2 separate regions of the Homo sapiens genome follow, and region 2 is linked to region 1. Evidence: chromatin contacts called from ENCODE Hi-C or POLR2A ChIA-PET data. All regions are on one chromosome and are shown on one strand. The core of a region is the stretch at or near the end of the contact, and the rest is flanking DNA. Distances in the headings are between cores, read along the strand shown. Region 1 overlaps APCDD1L-DT (APCDD1L divergent transcript). Region 2 holds the start of LINC01711 (long intergenic non-protein coding RNA 1711).

Evidence for each region. Hi-C counts contacts between places; a loop is a spot of excess contacts on that map. ChIA-PET counts read pairs that join two places held with the same protein, here RNA polymerase II (POLR2A). Pooled maps may share reads with other maps.
Region 2: a loop to region 1 is called in a map of breast epithelium, with 32 times the contacts of the local background. The contact joins the promoter of LINC01711 here to the enhancer-like site in region 1. A Hi-C loop is called at or near these places in 3 of 168 maps with a recorded cell type or tissue (GM12878, breast epithelium and sigmoid colon) and 2 of 50 pooled maps. POLR2A ChIA-PET finds 5 or more read pairs at or near these places in 5 of 52 experiments (AG04449, HEK293, PC-9 and 2 more).

What each region holds. Positions count from the first base shown.
Region 1 is chr20:58,595,686-58,598,385 of GRCh38, forward strand. The region is part of intron 6 of APCDD1L-DT (APCDD1L divergent transcript); the gene reads left to right. Among named protein-coding and RNA genes, the nearest start is that of LINC01711, 38 kb to the right of the region's middle. Within about 2 kb of position 1,393, at least 9 of the 41 ENCODE cell types and tissues checked have a DNase peak (open chromatin) inside an H3K27ac peak, as active enhancers do; they include sigmoid colon, where a contact is called at or near this core.
Region 2 is chr20:58,633,484-58,636,183 of GRCh38, forward strand. It overlaps LINC01711 (long intergenic non-protein coding RNA 1711), which reads left to right and starts at 1,289. Exons shown (of 1, transcript NR_125359.1): 1 at 1,289-2,255. RefSeq lists enhancers at 1,293-1,422, 1,443-1,512.

The DNA.
Region 1 (2,700 bases), core at 143-2,642:
AAATAAGATGAGGTCCCTGCCCTCGCAGAGCTCTGAACACTGAGATGGTAGGGTATGCTTTCTCCTACAGATGATCAGAGCACTCAGTCCCAGGTGTTTAGCGCTTGGGGATGTAGGTATGGGGCTGGCAGTGTGGATTTGGTACACACTAAAGAGTCAATGGGATCTCTGGCTCAGGAAACAGAGAGTCTGCTGCGGATGCTGGTACGGACTCGACAGAAATGCCTGGGCTCCAAAATAGCCAAGCACCTGGTAGAGAGAGGGTTGTGGAGGGAGGGGGTCTGGGGGGGTGGTTACAGGGAGAGATGAGGTTGACCAGTTGGCCAATGACCTGAGTCATTCATCCCAGAAGTCTGCCTGGACAAGGAGGATTTTGCATACTACCTTGAATGCCAACAGAAAGGAAGGGTGTCACCCCTACAGCCCAAGGACATACCCAAGAGAGACTCAAGCTGGAGGCTGTTGTTTTCACCCTGCTTCCATCAAATTTGTCTGTGGAATCGACTGCTCTTTTTCCCTTCTTCTAATTTTATAGAATGTATCTGGACACATGATCACCAGAAATAAAGAGCACACTTCCCAACCAGCCTTGCAGCTAGACGTGCTCACATGTAGATCTGGGCCAATGTGATATGAATGGAAGTGGTCTGAGCCATTTCCAAATCATGCTGTTGAAAGGGAAGAGGCAAGCCCATTCCTTGCCCCTTTATTCTTTCCCACTTGCTGGAATGCAGATGTAATGGTCGGAACTGGAGCAGCCATTTTGTATCTTGAATTGGAAGCCGTGTGCATGAGAAATGGAGAAATGAGGTAGAAGGGACCCGGGTCTCTGATGACGGTAGAGCTGCCCCACCGGCTCTGGACTGTGAACTTGGACCTTTATGGGAGAGAGAGAAATGGATTTCTGTGCTGTTTCAGCCATAATTTTTTTAGGACTCTCTGTTGTAGCAGCCAAACCTATAAAATGAGACACCCCCAAGGCACTCCACATAAACATACAACCGAAATGAAAACAGTAGGGTTGCTATGCAAGTAACGCTCCATAGCCTCTTCCTCTGGGAAGTTCCGGGGCTCCATTGCTAGTCTCTGTTTTCTCAGCCTGGTATGCAGACAGCTTTCTCTGACGAGGAGCCCTTCTCCATCTCGCCAGCTGCTGGCTTCCTCACCGCCTCTGAGTCTTCAATATACATTTCTGGATGGAGGAAGAATTGGAGGGAAGCGGGGGGGTGTGTGGCCAGCAAGGCCGATGGAGACTCCCGGTCCTCAGCAGCCCCCTGACCTTTGTCTTGGCCTCCCCCGACTGGTGGATGGGGGCAGCCTGCGAAGAGCCCAGGGTCAGCTGTGCCGAGGGCCGCTGGGAACAAAAGACTGTAAGGGATTGCAGATGGGCCTGCCACGATGTCAGAATAATAATTCATGTCCCCAGTTCATCTGGCCTCTGCCGGGCGGGGCTGCATTTCTCAGTGATCTCAGCCTTCCCCATCCCAGCCCGGTTCCCATAAGAATCACAGGAGTGCTGCCAATTAGAGGCCTGCCATCCGAGGCCCCTCTGAATGTAATCAGCCATAATAACTTAATAGCCTTAAGTTTGGGAGGCTTCTTTTGAAGCTCAGCGTCTTCACCCCCGGTAGCCCAACTAATCTGGAAAAGCGTCTGTCTTGCCCTTCCCACACCAATTATCTTGTCGGTCCTGCTCTCCAGCACTCGGGAACCCGTCTCAGAGGGGCTGCCTCACTGTTTAACTGACAGGCACGGGGCATACTTCAGGCTCCCCAGCTCTCATTCCAGCCAGCATCCCAGCACAGATTCCTGAGAGAAAACGAAGTGCAAAATGCAAAAGGCTTGGCTTGAGCCACGTACAATCACACACGCCAAGAGCAATCAGAGAAAGTACCCACTGGGTGCCAAGGATCGTTTGAAAAGGAGAAGATCCATAGTCAGGGAGAGCATTTAATATGCAATACTTCATGTTGGATTAAGTGTACCACGCAGCTGAAAAAGGAGGCTATAGCTACAAAACAAATGTTCAGATGTCTTCATGGGTGACCTCCAAGTTTCCACCGGCTCCTAATCCCTCTGTCATAATTCAAGCTCGTTGGCCTGGAGTTGACGACTTGGCGGGTGGAATTCCAGGATCTATCAGCGGCTCTCTAAGGCTGCCAGTGCTTCCCTCTGTGGAGCCCAGCACACTGATATGTTTCTTTCGCAGGATGGAAGCCCATGTTTCCATTTGTCCAGGCAGAAAACCACCTCTGAGCTCATCTTCCCAAGAGCTCAATCCATGCAGGAAGGGGATCGGGGAGGGAAGCAGGAGGGTCTGTCACAGGGCAAATGCTATGAACGCCTCTACTTCGGAAAGAACGTATCCTTGGGGAACCCAGGGCAGGGATCTTTTGAGTGATTTTGTCAGAACCAGCCTTTAGCAGTGGACTATCCATCCATCGATCTATCAGCCCACCTACTCATCTCTCCATTCTTTCCTTCATTCATTCATTCATTCAACATTCAACAACCTATCTACCCTCACCCATGCTGCAATCTTAATAGATTATTCAGAGGCATCGAAAACTTATCATATCCTAAATAAAACTTTTGGTTTTCTCCCAGCATGGTAGGCAGCCTCTAAACTGGCTCCCAGCCATGCTGGTAAGTCACGTCCTTGTGCAGTCTCCGCCCCTCCAGTGTGGGCTGGGCCTATTG
Region 2 (2,700 bases), core at 39-2,538, 38 kb after region 1:
CCTCCAGGAAGTCTTTCAGGGTTGCCTTTGTGGAGGTGAGCCGCCATACCACAGAAAGCCTGGGCCTACTGTCATGGTCTCAACTGGCCGTCATCATCTGTGACTTTGCCTCTTAAGATTCTTTGTATTATGAGGGGTGGGTGTCTTCCCAAAGGCCTCTAATTCTCTCACCGCCACTGCTGTAATGACCTCCTAAAGGTCTCTAATACTCAGAATAGCAGAATAGGGTGACATGTGGGTGATTGCTCTGTGATGTCTTTTACACCATTGATCACCAGGATCCCTGTGGCACATCTGGCTAGTCAAGTGGGTGGCCCCTTACCTCCCAGAGCCATATCACAGAAAGCCCTTCCCAAGGAGGAGCAGCCCAGAGCTCTCTGTCAACCAGCATTCTGAAGCGCCACATGTGGTGATGGTTTAGCAGTGTCTGCTAGGAGCATGGGAGGGGAGGGTGGGGTTAGGTGTGCCATGCATTTGCCCTCCTTCCTAAAAGAACCTCCTTCCCCTCCCCAAAGCCCCATATACTTTCTAGGTCTTAACCCAGTGGCATATACATGATAGATGTTCAAAACATGTGCTGTTTGATCGATAGTGTATTCAGCAGTCATTTCGCAGCCTAGTGACTGCGAGCTCGACTCAGAGAGGGAGTGACAGTGACGGGGCAGAAGCACGTGGCTGCCAGATGGGCGATGGGAAATGTTCCGCACACAGAAGTCAACCATCCTGCCAATTTGGGAACACGAAGTCACTCGTTCGATGCCTGTCAAGTCCCTATGCTGTGCCTGCCACGGCCCTTGCTGCTACGGTACCACGAGCGTCCCCAGGAAGACACCTTGCTTGTCTCTAATTCCATGAACTTTTTGCAAGAAAATCTTGCTTGCCTTCCCCAGGGGTCAGGTCTTCAGAGGGGAGACTCCTGCCCTGGTGTGCCCGGCTCCTGCCCATCCAGCAGAGCAGGAAAAGGTGACTCGGGTTCCATTTGACAAACGTCTCTTCTGAAAGCTGCCCTTAGCAGGCAGGAGAAAAGCCCCCATTTACTGGGGCCTTGTCAGAGTTTCTAGAGCTTAAATTCTCTTCTTCAGAAAGGAAAAATATCTGCGGCCCCACATCCGCAGATGCATAAACGTGGGCGTGATTTATGAGTGCACGTGGTATCCAGCGCTTTCCCCCAGCTACTGTGAAATCGTTCCTCTTCTCTGACTGAGACGTCAACAGTATGGTCACTGTATATGTTTTCCCACTTTTTCCAGAGCCAAGAACCAGGAAAAAAAAATGAAAAATGAAAGTGTACAGGAAGTCAAGGTCAGGCCATACCCACCACAGTTCGGGCAGCCATAGAGGAGAGCTTTCTTAACGGTCCGCTGGGACCCAAGTGGGCCTCCCCTGGGACTGCGTGCTCCCCTACAGAACCTGATGGCTGGAAACACTCACACTACTGCCTGTCCCGGCATCTCTCCCTCCGCCGCAGGGGCTGATGCTGCCACAGGACACAGAGCAGCAGGCCCCAGAGGCTTCTCTGCACCTCTGCTGCCTTTCTGAGTAATCAGAGGAGGCCACACCCACTCCAGGACACCCACACGGGCCTTCTGGGCGATGACGCTCCTGGCCCAGGAGTGGGGGGCTGCCTCACACCTGCTGCTGTGGGGCAGAGTCTCTCCTGGGTCGGGGCCTCGCTGGCGGATCTGCTCCATGTCGTGTGATGTGCTGCAGCCCCGCGTCACCGAGAGCCTCTTATGGGCCACCAAGTCCACACAGCCACTGGCCATGGGGCACCCTGCAGGGCCTCTGGACACGGAGACCTGTGGTTCTCAGCCAGTGGTGATTTTGTGTCCAGGGAACACCTGGCCAAGTCTGGGTTCAATTTTGTTTGTCACAGTTTAAGGTTGGGGTGTCACTAGACATCCTACAGTGCACAGGACGGCCCCACAGCAGACCAGCCCGACTGTCAGCAGCACCGAGCCGGGAAAGCCTGGTCTGGAGCCGTTTCTCTCTAGGGTCCCTGCTAGGGAACCCCTCACTGCCATGGAGAACCCCTCTCCTCCTGTCTCTCAGGACTCTCCGAGGGTCAAGGATGGATGCCTCCCCATCGAGGGCCAAACAAACTGACAAATCGAGTGGGCAAACGGCTTACTCAAAGGCCAGGAGCAGCTACCCGATGACTGCTCCCTCGACCTCTCTCTTCTCACTTTCTTCCCTATTCCATCCTTTGATGGGTGGCCTGTTACACGTTTGGAAATAAAAACAAGTGGGAAAGAGTGCCATAAACATTCCTGGGAAAAAAGCAGGGCCGACTGGAGGTCCATTGTTGCTGAGAGACAAAAAAGATCAAAGGGGAAGAAAGAAAGGATGGAGGGAGGGGAAGAAGAGAGGGAGAAAAGGAAGGAAAGAAGGAGGAAAAGGAAGAAGTAAAGGAGGCAGGAAGGGAAAGAAGGAAGGAAGAGAGAGAGAGAGGGAGGGAGGGAGGGGGGAAGGAAGGAAGGGAAGGAAGGAAAGGAGGGAGGGAAGGAAGGGAAGCAGAGAGGGAGGGGAGGGAGGAAGGAAGGAGGGAGGGAGGGAAAAAGAAATGAAGGAAGGAAGGAGGGAGGGAGAGAGGGAGCACAGAGAGAGGGAGGGAAGAAGGAAGGAAGGAAGAAAAAGAGAGAGAGAAAGGGAGGGAGGGGGAAGGGAGGGAGGAGGAGAGGGAGGGAGGGAGGAAGGAAG